Linked DNA regions of Homo sapiens: region 2 is linked to region 1. Evidence: read pairs that join two places in POLR2A ChIA-PET (ENCODE). Cell type or tissue: B cell. All regions are shown on one strand. Links, peaks and the distances in the headings refer to the core of each region. The heading gives the core; the rest is flanking DNA. Region 1 holds the start of LOC124901449. Region 2 overlaps TAGAP-AS1 (TAGAP antisense RNA 1).

Region 1 (7,425 bases), core at 950-5,949:
GTGGCAGTAGCAGGGAGGTGTGGGATGGCCCCCAAGAAGGGTGGACACAGAGACCCGGGAAGGAGGAACTGGATCTGTAGCCAGCAATGCATATATTTAATTTTATTCCATGATTTCTTCCAGGATTAGCTAACTCTATCCACCCATCCTGGCTTATGTGGTCACCTCCTGAACATGGGGTCCAGTCCACATGAAATCACCCTCCTATCAGCTTGTTCCTCCATTCCTTCTTCCAGCCAGATTGTTACTCTATGCCCTGGGACCTGAGCATGCCTGGCCCATTCCCAAGCCTGCCCTGGGCTTCCTGGTATTTCTACTTCCAGCTCATACCTCACTTCCTCCAAGAAGCTTTCCCTGACCTCTCTAGTCCAGCAAGTTCCTCCTCCACCGAGCCTCTCCCACTGGCCTTTCCACAGTTAGGCACTTTCTCCAATGCTGCCTGTTGGGTCACTTGCCTTTTCATGTAGCACCATGAGGACAGGGACACTCCTTGTCTGTACCTTTTCATGTAGCACCATGAGGACAGGGACACTCCTTGTCTGTACCTCCTCAGGAGTCTGCAAAGGGTTCTGCATGGAATCTGGGCGATGTTGACTGCAGAAAGACTGGACAAGTGCCAGGTAATCTGTAGGTGTGCAAGAATGAATGGAAAAATTTTAAATATCCACTATAGACAGAGGGAAAAAAAAATCCTATTTGAAATGTTACCTTGCCCCTAGGTTTGAATTTAAGAGGTATTTTCTCCAATTTGATCATCAAAATATGACAAGTGAATGCTGTTGCTATGAAGTCTTATGAAGATCTTGCATGTTATCCAGGCCTCGGGTTCCCTCTTCTCTCTCTAACAAAATATAGTTTAAAATTTTCACTTGTGGGCTGGGCGCAGTGGCTGACACTGGTAATCCTAGCACTTAGGGAGGCCAAGGTGGGCAGATCGCTTGAGCCTAGGAGTTCAAAATCAGCCTGGGAAACATGGCAAAACTCCATTTATTTAAAAAAAAAAAAATTAGCCTGGCATGTTAGCGTGTGCCTGTACTCCCAACTACTCCAGAGGCAGAGACAGGAGGATCGCTTGAGCCAGGGAGGTCGAGGCTGCAGTGAGCCTTGATTGCGCCACTGCACTCCAGCCTAGGAGACAGAAGGAGACCCTGTCTCAAAATAAGAAAATCACTTGTAATTTTGCTTATTTAGTATTTGGTGAATGAACTCATTAGAAGTCACATTATCAGCCACCGACTCCGGTCAGCCGTGGGCTGGGAGAGAAAGGGAGAGCAGAGCAGATGCAGCTCCCGCCCTCCTGGAACATGACATCATCTAATTTGTTCATTCAACAGAAACTTCGCACACACTTACAAAGCACCCCGCTCTGTTCTAGGTGGGCTCTGGGGATAGAAAACTGAGTAAGAGAATGTGGTCCCTGTCCTTAGGCACACATTATCCATTGGAGAAAACAGCTGAACCAGGCACAAGTCACTAAGTTCCCAGTTTCTCAGAGGGTTTGATGAAGGTGTTAGATATACAGAATCACTCTAATACTATGTCTGAAAAAAAAAATACTTCCCATTAAAGAGCAAGGTTGTAGGAACATTTTGAGGGCAGGAAAGGAAGAGCAACTCTTCACTCTACGCTCAAAAAAATCTCCCGCCTGGTCTCTGATAGCTTCATTTCTTTTCACGAGAAAATAAAGCATTACATTTCATAAAAGACAAGGCTTAGAAAGCTGACTTCAACTACTGTCATATTCCCAAGGGGAGCAAGGAAACGCAGGGGAAAACACAAGGCATACCCATTTTACAGATAAGGAGACTGAGGCTCTGTGGGGAAGGTTTAGCCGGTTGGCTGGGCTTGCGGGTGAGTTAGAGGAGGTGGCACTGCTCCAGCCCACATCCCTGGTTCTCAGGCATCCCTCTCTCCCGGGCTCCTCCATTAAACTCTGCGTGCCAGCCCAGGGCACCAATCATGGGCAGAGTGGGCTCTCCGCTGCCTCGTGGGGTCCCAGCAGAATTAACTTTCATGAAGCAAGTTAGAGAAAAGTTAAGAAGAGCAGCCTCAATGCAGGTTGCTAAAGCCCAGCCCCACTGAGCAGGTGCACGGAGCCAGCCTGCTGTTCTGCAAGCACAACCCGCTAGATGCCAAACCAGTGTGTTGCAGGTGGTCTGAGCCAGGAAGTAGATCTGAAGCTTCAGGGTAGCTGTGTGAGTGAAAAAAAAAAAAAAAAAAAAAAGAACGTGATTCCTATCTGACCGATGACTCAGAAGTATGAACTGGGGGGCCTTTCCTTCCTGACCCACCTGACAGGGCCATGGCCGACACAGCCGTGTGTACACCAGTGAGCCTGTCACATCGCGGGTCTGCTGTGACATTCTGTCGAGCCCGAGGCAGAATCCAGTGTGAGCAGATTTCTCACGCTCCAGGCTTCCCTCACAAAGCTGCGTTTCCCTCAGCTACTTCTTTACCTATTTGGAAAGAATAGCAGGAAAAGGAAAGATGGATCTTGGTGAATCTTCCAAAAATCCTGTACTGGATTCCAGAGCTGGACTACTCAAAGGTGTGAAATTGGATCTCCTCCTCTTTAAAAACTCTTTTCCTGGGGTCTTCATACTCCCCACTTCTTCCTCTCCCATAAAAACCTGGTTTTAGGAAGGGAAGACATCAAATCATTCACCTGGAGGAGTACATGAATAAGAGCACCTTACCATGTACTTGCCTTTTAACAGAGATCAAGAAACATTTTGCAAAGGAATGAGTGTTACCAGATAGGAAGTCGTGACTGTGAGTTGTCCAGGTTCTTGGCGTGTTGGACAAAGGATTTAATAAAATGCACAAAGCAACAAAGGAAGGAAGCAACGAAAGTGCAGGTTTATTGAAGTGAAAGTACACTCTATAGAGTGAGAGTTGGCTCGATCAACGAAGCAGCTCAAGAGCCCCATTTAGAATGTTCTTTGGGGTTTTTGTTAAGCTGAAATAATTTGGTAACACCCCTAGATTCCCTTTAGAGGCCTCCAATTGGTTACCCGCTATGATGGATGGGCCCCCAACCAATCAGAGGCTGAAGTGGAAACTTCCGTTTTGTTATCACAGGAGTGAGGTTGTGGCCTGTATGCTGCCTAATCTTGCCTAGAACTGGCTGCACCTGCTGTTCCTTTGCTTATGCCTTAACCCTTGGTTACCCTAATTCCCTATTCTCCTGCCTTATAAGGGTGGTGCTAGGCATTAGCTAGGACACAGATGGGGCATCTTAGACAGAAGAGGCTCATTCTTCACTCAAAAAGCCACACCTGGTTGTCTTTTTTTTTTTTCTCTAGTTCAATCATCCAGCTTTGTCCTGGACCTGGTCTGGGCGCACCGTGCTGGAGAGAGACCTGGCCCAGCCCACCAGCACGGCTTCTTCAGAGGACCTTTCTGGTCTACCTGATTCACCACAGCTTGATCATTTGCAGCCTGATTTTGCAGTTCATCTCTTTGTATTCATATGTATTCTGACTCCTCATTTACCCTATAAGATCATCTGAGGGGTAAAACCTGACCATCTTCCTTGTTCTTTCCTATCCTGGAAGGTCCATGTGATTTTTGACAATGAATATGATTTCTGTTTGTCTTTGGAATGAGTTTTTGCATTTGATTATCAGGGGGTTCGATGTTTAGGGATTTCTACTCTCAGTGAAATCTAATGCCACACCTGGCAGGAATTGGGTCCTTTTAACATGAGACTAAAATCCAATGAGCCCAGGCCAGGAAGACCTGATTCACAGGGGCCAGGGAGGGTGCTCACTTCTCCACTTCTGCACGAAGCCACCTCCAGTCTGGAAAGAAGCAACTCTTCCATTATCTGTTGGAGATTCCTTATTGCTTATAAAGTAGGAGTAAACAGAGTGTGTGAGATGTTGACCAAGCACGATGGGATGGAACAGATGCCCTCTCATTAATGCAGAGCATATGGCAGAGTTCTGTAGCCATTCTCAATAAAATGGAAAACAAGGTACTTTAAAATAAACACAGCTGGACACAGTCGAGAAAACAATGGTGATCTTTATTTTGCAGAAATGAAGTCAAAGTGTTGCTTACTGGTTGTCAAATAGCCACACATGAAAGGGGCTGGAAACACAGCCAATGTTCAGAGTTAGAGTCACTGCATTGGAGACCCAGAAATCAAGAGTCCTGATCACACCAAGCAGGCTAAGAGAGGGCTGGGGAGGGAGATTTCCACCCTGTCCTTTTCGGTCCCTGGTGCTTCCTCGGCCAGTGTGAGTACAATGATTTGCACAACTACTGCTTTCACTTAATGCAAAAATGGACTGATGTTTTAAGTTGAATCCAGTAGTTCAACCACTGGAGCTTCAGAAGGGTCCACAGCCCGCCCCTTTCTGCCGGAACTGTCTTATGTTATCATCTAATCAGGCATCCCTGGCCATTCACCAATGGTCCGAGAGTTGGGACCTCGTTGATAAATGTATTTATTCCGAATTTAGGTGTAAGTCCCTTCCAGGCAGTGCAGCAGAGCAGAGGATAACAAGGAGACAATTTGGTTTTCTCCATTTTGTTTAGGAACACACTTTTTACATGAGTGCCTTAAGTGCAGCTGCCGTTTCCTACCAAGCAAGACAATGATCAGCCCTGCTTTGTTTGTTCCCACAGCTCAGGAACCTGGCTCAGAGCTGCTCCTCAGTGCCAGCTGCTGGACTGGACAAGATTTTAGGCAAGGCACGGCCACACACCAGGTAGGTGAAAACCCACCACACTGAACCGCTGCCAGGGAGCCCATGAAGGCACTGAGCCTCTCCATGAACAGAGGCCTAACCTCAGCCTGCCTGGCTGATCTCATCTCTAGGGTGCTTTACATGACAGCAGCAGAGTGTGAGCCTGCTGCCCGGAGGAACTATGCAGGTGTAAGCAGCACCCAGCTTGTCCTCAGACACGTGGCAGCCCAGGGGCAAAACATCAGGTTGTTCACGAATCACCAAGGTATTTTTGGCATCATGTTATTATACTCCAAAAACAACCAAAGAGCAGGGGAAAAAAAAAACCCAATTCACAAAAGTAAAATGCAGTCCATCTAAGAGGGTTGTTTAAGTTTAAAGTTTTCTTTACTGAATTGGCCCAAACTGGATAAGCATTAATATCCCTCCCTAAGGCTCCCAGCCAGGCGGGACCAGGCAGAACAAAAGCTTGAGCCAGTTACTGGGCATTTGCCACAGGCCAGACGCCCTCACCATAGCCACATTGCATCATTCATCAAACCCACCTCAGGAAGTGGATGCGGTGATTCTCCCCGGGACACTCTGGGAGGGGGTAGCACAGATAATGAGAAAGACTAGGGATCCCAGGTCAGATATGGGGAATGCCAGAGCTTCGGGTCTTTGCATGAGTAAGGTTAGATAAGCCCGAAAGAGCACAACCAAGGGTCCGCAGAGAGCAGCAAATCAGAGACCACGCCAGGCAGTGGACAGCCCGTGGTCAAGCCCAAAGTGACCTCCAGGAAAGGAGGACATCCCTGTAATGACACTGCAGCCTCTCCCTTGCCCCAGCCCCACTCCCAGGGCACAATTCCAGGCTGCCTGGGGCACCAGAGCTCACATCCTCCCAGGCATGGGCAGGAGGGTCACCGACTGGCGCTGGAGGCTCCGCTGCTGCGGCAGAACCACGGGCTCCCTGCAGAGGGAGCCCTGACCCCTTCCGAGGCAGCAAAAACTAGCCGTGCTCAGACCTCCCTCCTGAGTGAAAGGTTCTGCAGTGTACACAGGTTGTTTGTGCTGGAAGCATTTCCACGGAGCCACAGCAGTGGATAGCTGACACGAAATTCCCTGGCTGTCTCCCATCGTTTGAGAATTAAGGTTATATAGCTGTTATCCGCACATCCTATCAGCCTTTGGGTTACAGGCTGTGATGTTGACTTTTGTGAAAGAAGCAGGGAGCGATGGGACAGGGAGAAAGGCCCGAGGGGGCCATTTGCAGGCACAGCCCTGTCCTCACCCGAGCCACCGCCACCCCAGAGTGGGGTAGCTGATACCCGGCAGGTTGCTGTTGGTGACTGAGCAGGTGTGGGGGGATCCAGATCCAGAAGAGAGGAAGGCGGGGAAGAAAGAGGAGTGCAGAGAGGGCTGAGCCTGCAGCGCTGTGCACTTAGGGGGCTTGCTTGAAGCCTCATTATCTGGGACATAACTGCAGTCAGACGGACTAGGGGGCTCCAGGAGGCTGATGATGTGAAAGGTGATGACAGATTTTCATTTTCCATTAGGAGATGAAAACTGCTTTCCCAAGCTCTCCAAACAGAAGAGAGACTTGGCTGAAGGTCTAAGTAATGCCTGAGGCCTCCAGGAGGGCCAGCGTGTCTGGTCGGGACCACGGTGCACCACGCAGTATTTGTTCCCCGGGGAAGCCACTCCTCTGCTACTGCACTCTGGAAGAGACTCCTGGGTCTCACAAGGGGGTGGAGGTGTCCGCAGAGGCCCTTTAAGGGGTGTGGTTAGAGAAGGCTTAAATTTGCTATCTGGGAACCTCATATCTGAATCTACACACCATGATTTTAACAATCATTTTTAGCGGTTATAACTTCAAATAAAGATTTCAAATTCTATATGGACGCTAATGATCTATTCCAAGCTAATATCCACAGTAGAGGAGAATGAGAAAATCTTGAATGGGAATCCAGTTTGTAGAAGAGTCAAATGATTTTGAGTCTCGAGTAAAGACGCTGCCGTGGTACACAGTATTCAAGACAGCACGTGAAATTAAAATGTGTCTAACTTCCGCTCCCGTCGATGAATTTCTGAACTTTTCCCCCGTGTTAGGGCCCAGGTCTCTCCAGTGCTTTCCAGGGCTACTATCTATAATTGGCAAATGATCCCCTCATACTATCCAATTGTTCTCCTTCCGAAGACCTACAAAAAGAAACCTGATTATCTTGCCAACTGCTCTGTGTTACCAGATGTTTAGTTTGAGAATATGAAGTGTACCTGTGAGAGTATCCAAGCGCAAAACACTTCTGGCCCAAGCTGGCTAGTCTGATCATGAGACCAAGCCTCAAAACCTTGAATTTTATATGAGCTTGACCCAATCAAATAGAACTTAAACATCTCCTGGAAGAAGGGGCAATGTCTTCATCCTCTTTGAGACTTCCTCCTACTCATGGGATTCCGTAGAGTGCTTTGCATACAGCAAGTGCTGAATAATTGAATTTTCTGCCCTGTGGTCACAGAGACCACACCATCCAAATGCCAGTGATAATCTTCAGTGACATTTACAGAGTCTATGTGAATCAGACTAACCACATCTTTAAATCCTGACCCAGTTTCACTCAGATTTGGCTGGACAACTGCCCTTAATAGCCCAGCTTCCAGACTGTCAATCACACAGCGATCTCCTGGACACCTTCTGTGAACCTGGCACAGAGATCAATGCTGGGGATGGGAAAATGAATACAGCAAG
Region 2 (7,425 bases), core at 1,110-6,109, 97 kb after region 1:
AAAAAAAGCCTATGGCCAGAGAGATTTTTGTTCCTGCATAGGAAACTTACTTTTTTCTATCTGAATGCTCATATGGTCTATTTCTTATATCTTTGTAATGTGAAAATGTTGTCATTCTTTTTTCTTGGAATGCAGTGGATTCTTTTTTTTTTTTTTTTTTTTTTTTTGAGATGGAGCCTCGCTCTGTTACCCAGGCTGGAGTGCAGTGGTGCAATCTCGGCTCACTGCAACCTCCACCTCCTGGGTTCGAGCAATTCTCTCCTGCCTCAGCCTCTCATGCAGCTGGGATTACAGGCACACGCCACCACACCTAGCTAATTTTTGTATTTTTAGTAGAGACAGGGTTTCTCCACGTTGGCCAGGCTGGTCTCAAACTCCTGACCTCAAGCAATCTGCCTGCCTCAGCCTCCCAAAGTGTTAGGATTACAGGCATGAGCCCCTGCGCCCAGCCCTGTGGTGGATTCTTTTGATCTTCATCTTCAAGTTCTTTTCAGCACAAGAAACACTTGTTTAATTAGGTCTTTGGTTGTTGCTTCTATTTTCCCATAGGAATACCTAAGATTCTTGCGTTGACTCATTCTTCCCTCCCCTAGATAGCTCTCATCTCCCACACTCGGCCAATATTTTTAATCCTTTTCTCTGCATTCTGGCAACATACGTTAGGTGGTTCTTCACATCCCTCATTTGACATTCAACAGCATTCTCTCTATGTGGATGTGAATGCTATTATTCATCTTTAATTGCTTTTTAATCACTTATCTCTTGATATTCCCTGCCTCATACTCTGATTCAGACACATTGAACTTCTCTCAATTCCTCAACATTCTAGGGTTTTGTTTTTGTATTTGCTTTTGGAGGCAGGGTCTCCCTCTGTTACCCAGGCTGGAGTGCAGCGACATAATCACAGCACACTGCAGCCTCTACCTCCCAGGTTCAATCGATCCTCTGGCCTCAGCCTCCCAAGCAGCTGGGACTACAGCTGCGTGTCACCACACTCAGCAAATTTTTGTATTTTTTTGTAAAGATGGGGTTTCACCATGTTGCCCAGTCTGGTCTCAAACTTCTGGGCTCAAGCAATTCTCCTGCCTTGGCCTCCCAAAGTGCTGGGATTACAGGCATGAGCCACTGGGCCTGGACAACATCTTGGGTTTTTTCTCACCTCTAGGGCTTCACACACGGCATTCTTTGGTCATAAACACTCTCCACCACCATGTCATTTCATTTGGCAAACTCCTACATCTTCATATGCTCTGAGCTCCAGCTTTCATGTAGGAAGCTTGCCACGACCGCCAAGGATGGCTCGGAGTCCTCGTGCTTCTATTGTGCCCTGCCAACCCTATTATCACACATTTCACACTGAATTGGAAATGCCAGTTCCCTTGTCTGGTACCTCACTAGATTCTGAGAGGACAAGAATCATGGCAATTTTATTCATCATTATATCCTCAGCCCCGAGCGCCATTGCTGGCATGTGGTAAGCATTAAAAAATATTTTTGCCTATAATATCAGTCTTTTTCAATCACATCCGTCTTTTTGCATCTTAAGAATTCTCTGCATGGCTTTATTCAAAGGTGGTACCAAACAGCATCTTTAGGGATACCAATGAGTTTCATTTTTAGAGCTCTGTCTTCCTCTGATTATTCAAATGTGTGTTCCCTTCCTCCTACTTGACAGCATTTTTTCGCAGATTTTATGTTTCTCCTCACCTCCTCCTCCAATGAATAGAACAGATCCAGACCTGGTGCCCACCAACAGACACACATCATATTGTCCTCGGCCTCACTTTCTATCTACCTGGGTGCCTGTCAATCTCCTCTTCAAGCTAAAAAACAGACTGCAATGTCCAGCTCCCAGCTCCCTCCCATTTCCAGCTACTGTGCTCCTCTAGACAGAAATGGGACATGCCCTGTCCTACTGCCATGGGTATTTAGTTAGAATTGGAAGAAATTCCAACTTCAGTCAATGCCACTTTAAACCAGGAGTCCCCAGCCCTGTCATTTTAAATGAATCCCAGGAACAATGACAGAATTTTGATAATTTTGGCAGGTGTTCTTAGAACACACTTTAGAAGTCTTATTTATGTCCTATATATTAGAGTTTCATCTTAAACCAGCCTTGTATAAAAAATTTTGTAATCCTGTTAATGTCTTTGTTTTCTGCCTCTATAATTAAGAACTTACCTTTGACGTTTGGAGCACTGACCCTGTTTCTCTGGAGTCTTTTCCTCCTGAATGGGCCACTCCCAGCTTTTTCTTGAATAAACTTTTTTTTTTTTTTTTTTTTTGAGACAGAGTCTCGCTCTGTCGCCCAGGCTGGAGTGCAATGGCGAGATCTGAGCTCACTGCAAGCTCTGCCTCCCGGGTGCACGCCATTCTCCTGCCTCAGCCTCCTGAGTAGCTAGGACTACAGGCACCCGCCACCATGCCTGGCTAATTTTTAAACTATTTAAAACTGGAAAAAAAATTAAAATAGAAAAATTAGCTGGGCATAGTGGCAACTACCTGTAGTATCAGCTATTCTGGAGGCTGAGGCCAGTGGATGGCTTGATCCCAGGAGGTTAAGACTGCAGTGAGTCATGATTTTGCATCACTACACTCCAGCCTGGGTGACAGAGTGAGACCCTGTCAGGAAGGGAAGGGAAGAAGAAGGGAAGGGAAGGGAAAAAGAAAGAGAGAGAAAAGAAAGAAAGAAAAGAAAGAAAGAGAGAGCGAGAGGGAGGGAAGGAAGGAAGGAAGGAGGGAAGGAAGGAAGGAAGGAAGGAGGGAAGGAAGGAAGGAAGGAAGGAAGGAAGGAAGGAAGGAAGGCAGGCAGGCAGGCAGGCAGGCAGGCGGGCGGGCGGACGGGCAGGCAGGCAAAGACATGCAGACTCAAGGATATTAAACTGTTTCAGAGCATGTGAGTTTTATTTTTCAAAACTGGAAGGTCAGCATTAACTGACAATGGCACTCATAAATTCAAAATTCTTATTCTCTTCATCAAAATCAAGGTAATTCTACGTCTACTTCTCCAGCCCCAGCTTCTCACCTTCTCAAGCTATAGGATGTTGTCATGCAGGTGCCCTACAATCACAATATCAAAATGTTCCCCCACAAGGTAGGGGAGGTAAGTTTGGGCCAAAGAGAATAAAGGCACCAGACAGAAGCAAAGGGGAATGAAGGGTACACATGCTGCCGTCATTCCAATCTCTGATTCCAGCAATGCCTAAAGCCCACCCACAATGCTGCCATCCCTGAAGGCACAGGAACCACCCCATAAACTTCAAAACATGCCCTTCTGCCAAGCAAATTCAAATTGGATTTCTCCCTTATGCAACCGGGGGTTCTCACTAATACAACTGCTTTACATAATACCTATATTGCTGTAAAGTTCGGTATAAATAATTTTTATAAAATTTTTTAAATCTTATATTTACATAGCACTTCATAATTTTCTAAATTGTTACACACATTATCTCTTTTGGTATGCAAAAATAATTGCTTGAGATGGCCAGAACAGCATTTACTATCTATCGTTTTAAAATAACAACAACAAAATAAGACAAAGAATAATTTAAATTTTGCATGAGGTCACATAGCTAGTGAGAACAAAACAGGAGATGAACTCGAAGCTTCTGACTCCAAATCCAATACTCTACACCCAGAACTCTGGTCTTCTGATTGCTAGCCCAGTGCTCCACGCACCACTTGACGGCCATGCACATTTGTTAAACATACTAGAGACTGTCTTTTGAAAGGAAACCTCTCCACCATGTAAGTAACTGCCTTCTAGTTAGCTACTTTGTTTCGCTTTTGTTTTTGTTTTTGTTTTGAGACTGGGTCTCTTTCTGTCTGTCACCCAGGCTGGAGTGCAATGGCGCAATCTTAGCTCACTGCAACCTCTGCCTCCTGGGTTCAAGGAATTCTACCGCCTCAGCCTCCCGAATAGCTGGGATTACAGGTGCCTGCCACCATGTCTGTCTAATTTTTGTACTTTTGTAGAGATGGTGTTTCACCATGTTGGCCAGGCTGGTCTTGAACTCCTGACCTCAGGTGATCTGCCTGCCTCAGCCTCCCAAAGTGCTAGGATTACAGGCATAAGTCACCGCGCCGGGCCAAGTTGGCCTACTTTGTAAATATGATTTTTAAAAATAATATTTCCCTAATACAAGGTATACCTGGGCTGCAATTATTTCGCTTACTAGAAGCTAATGAAGAATTAGTGACACCTTGTGGCAAAAGCTTATTAATTCATGTTCTACTGCTACCCATTTGCAGAGATGTCCAAAGGCTTCGTGCACTTCACTAAGAAGACAAGAGCAAAACTTTTGGAAAGAATAACCTAGGGTTGCAACTCTGCCTCTGTAACTAGATTCTCTCTTCAATCACTCTACATGGGCTTCAGTCCCCTCCTCTTCACAGAATCTGTGTGACTGTCAAGTTTACAGATGACTTCCAGGTTGGCAAACTCAATGATTACTTCTCAAGTCTCACCTTTCTCAACCTCTCAGTGGTATCTGACCAGGTTGAACACACTGTTCCTAAAACCCTTGGATTTGGCAAAATCAGTTTCCCTTCTCCTTTAAAATGTTTTAAAGCCATCTAAGTGCTCATGAGTACCAAATTTATATCTCTAGTTCCACTGAACTTCAGATTCGCATCTCTAACCTGCCAATGTGACGTATGTATTTGGATGTCCAATAGCATCTGTCCAAAACAAAACTCTTGGTCTCCTACTCTTTCCAACAATTGACTGCATCGCATAAATAACATGATCATCCTGTCAGTTTAGTAAAGCCAAAATCTTAGCAGTCATTCTGTAGTCCTCCACTACTTACTATTAGTAAGTGGCAGTGAGGAGTAGAGGAATAAAGGGACTTAGTTCGTTCTCTGAAAGCTCCCAAATGTACCTCTTCTCTCCATTTTCCCTACTATCACCCTAATTCAAGCCAGAGCCTCTCATTAACCTACTCAGCACCTTCCTAACTAGCAACTTAATCTTCACCTCTTACAATCCATTCTTCACATAGCAATCAGTGATCTTTTTAAAATATAACTCAGATGATATCCTTTCTTAAAACCCTTGAATGGCTCCCCATAATCCCAACTCCTCCTCCATTCTACAAAGCCCTCCAATTTGCCCCCAGCTTCCTCAAAATGCTCTAAAAGCTCACGTCTAACCACTCTTCCCCGTCATTCCATGTTCTAGCCACACTGGCCTTCCTTTTGCTCCTTAAACATACAAGCTTGTTCCTTCCTTAGGAACAGTGCACTAGCCACCGCCCTCTGTCTGGGCGGCTCCCCCAGAACTTCATGTGGTTCGCTGCTTCTTATGTCACAAGGTCTCTAGTTAGATGTTACCTTCTCAGGCCTTTTCTGCTACTTAACTGAAGGCAGCTACTCATGCCCCCCAACACCACCACAAAGTTTTTGTTTTGTTTTCACCAAAGCTTTTATCATTTCATGAAATTTTCTTTTTTTCTTTTTTGATTTATTTGCCTATTATCTACTTCCCTACAGTAGGACAAAAGCTTCATCTATCCGAAGCTCTTATAATACTGCTCAGTACAGGGAAGGTGCTTAGTGTCTGTCAAATAATGAACTATATTAAGTTCTCCCTTGCATTCTCTTACTGATGTGGTTTGGATCTGTGTCCCCACCCAAATCTCATGCCAAAGTATAATTCCCAATGTTGGATGTGGGCCTGGTGGGAGGTGATTGGATCATGGAGGTGTTTTTCATGAATGGTTTACTGCCATCTACTTGATACTGTCCTCAGGATAGTGAATGAGTTCTTGCGAGATCTGGGTTTTTAATTTTGTTTTGTTTTGTTTTCTTTGAAGCAGAGCCTCACTCTGTCGCCCAGGCTGGAGTGCAGTGGTATGATCTCGGTTCACTGCAACCTCTGCCTCCCAGGTTCAAGTGATTCTCCTGCTTCAGCCTCCCAAATACCTGGGATTACAGGCACACACCACCATGCCCGGCTAATTTTTGTATTTTTAGTAGAGACAGGGTTTCACCATGTTGGCCAGGCTGGTTTCGAACTCCTGACCTCAGGGGATCTTCCCGCCTCGGCCTCCCAAAGTGCTGGGATTACAGGTGTGAGCCACTGCGCCCGGCCAAGATCTGATTGTTCAAAGGCATGGAGCACCTCCCCTTCTCCCTCTTGCTCCTGCTCCTGCCATGTAAGACACCTCACTTCTCCTTTGCCTTCCACTATGACTGGGAGCTTCCTGAGGCCTCTCCAGAAACAGATGCCGCCACACTTGCTGTACAGCCCGCAGAACCATAAGCCAATTAAACAGCTTTTCTTTATAAATTACTCAGCCTCTGGTATTTCTTTATAGCAATGTGATAACAGACTAATACATTTACCTACACTTAAAAACATTTCTGAAACCATAGCCTTTCACTCACTTTTTGCACACTTAAATGGAAAATATGCTGCTGCTTCTTTTCTTGGATAAATTGTATACCCCTGCTATTCACTCATTCAAAAAACTATTATAACCAAACATTAAGTAATATGGTAGGACTACAAATACAAATGGAACATGATCCCTACCCTCAAGGAAGTCATGGCCTAGTGGAAGCAAACATGTTAGCAAATCATTATAAAAGCCATGTGGCAAGTAAAAGATGGCGTTGTGGCTGCAAACTATATGAACCCAAGTTAGAGGCATCAGAAATGGCCTCCTGGCCGGGTGCTGTGGCTCACGCCTGTAATCCCAGCACTTTGGGAGGCCGAGGCGGGTGGATCACCTGAGGTCGGGAGTTCAAGATCAGCCTGACCAACATGGAGAAATCCTGTCTCTACTAAAAATATAAAATTAGCCAGGTGTGGTGGTGCATGCCCGTAATCCCAGCTACTTGGGAGGCTGAGACAGGAGAATCGCTTGAACCTGGGAGGCAGAGGTTGCAGTGAGCCGAGATAGCACCATTGCACTCCAGCCTGGGCAACAAGAAGTGAAACTCTGTCTCAAAAAAAAAAAGAAATGCCTTCCTGGAGAAAGCAACAGGAGCTGAGGTTTAAAAGAGGAGTAGAAAAAAAATCCAGGAAAAGAGACAAGGAAAAATCATAAAGCACAAACACAGCGTGGAAACATGATAGTTCATGCAGTGGGACTGCAAGCGCTCAGCTCTGCTGAGAAAAAAAGTACAAGACAGAAATCAGTGAGATGTGAAATTCGAAAAATACGCAGTAACCGGGTAGTGGCAGGCTTATAGCATAGTTTAAGAAACTTGAACTCATTAGGCAGTGGGTTATGGAGCAAGCATGATCAAGGATCACATTCTGTTCGATTATTGTTTGGTTCCATAGACGATTTAATTTAGACTACATGAGGTCAGAATGATGAGGTCAAAGGCTGGTAGGAATAGGAAGGATACAAAAAAGAGGATCCAGAAGCAAGAAACACTGAGGAAGTAAAATGGACAGGACTTAGTGAT

The links. ChIA-PET counts read pairs that join two places held together with the same protein. Peaks named below come from ENCODE experiments on the same cell type or tissue, not always from the same donor. Only the 100,000 strongest peaks of a DNase experiment are listed, where the experiment ranks them.
Region 2: POLR2A ChIA-PET joins it to region 1 with 15 read pairs; 20 of 35 experiments call an interaction of 5 or more read pairs at or near these places.

Annotation. Positions count from the first base shown.
Region 1 is chr6:159,102,515-159,109,939 of GRCh38, reverse strand. LOC112267968 reads left to right here. Exons shown (of 5, transcript XM_047419645.1): 2 at 4,636-4,718. It overlaps LOC124901449, which reads right to left and starts at 2,928. Exons shown (of 5, transcript XR_007059837.1): 1 at 2,292-2,928; 2 at 1,787-2,191; 3 at 1-625. RefSeq lists a silencer at 2,091-2,160. In B cell, for the core only: CTCF peaks have their summits at 5,434 and 5,635 (motif pointing right); DNase peaks (open chromatin) are centred at 2,189, 3,009, 4,869 and 5,649; H3K4me3 peaks cover 3,759 bases; H3K27ac peaks cover 5,000 bases.
Region 2 is chr6:159,005,550-159,012,974 of GRCh38, reverse strand. The region is part of intron 1 of TAGAP-AS1 (TAGAP antisense RNA 1); the gene reads right to left. Among named protein-coding and RNA genes, the nearest start is that of RSPH3, 9.1 kb to the right of the region's middle. RefSeq lists an enhancer at 3,579-3,868. In B cell, for the core only: CTCF peaks have their summits at 3,989 and 4,190 (motif pointing left); DNase peaks (open chromatin) are centred at 3,794 and 4,214; H3K4me3 peaks cover 591 bases.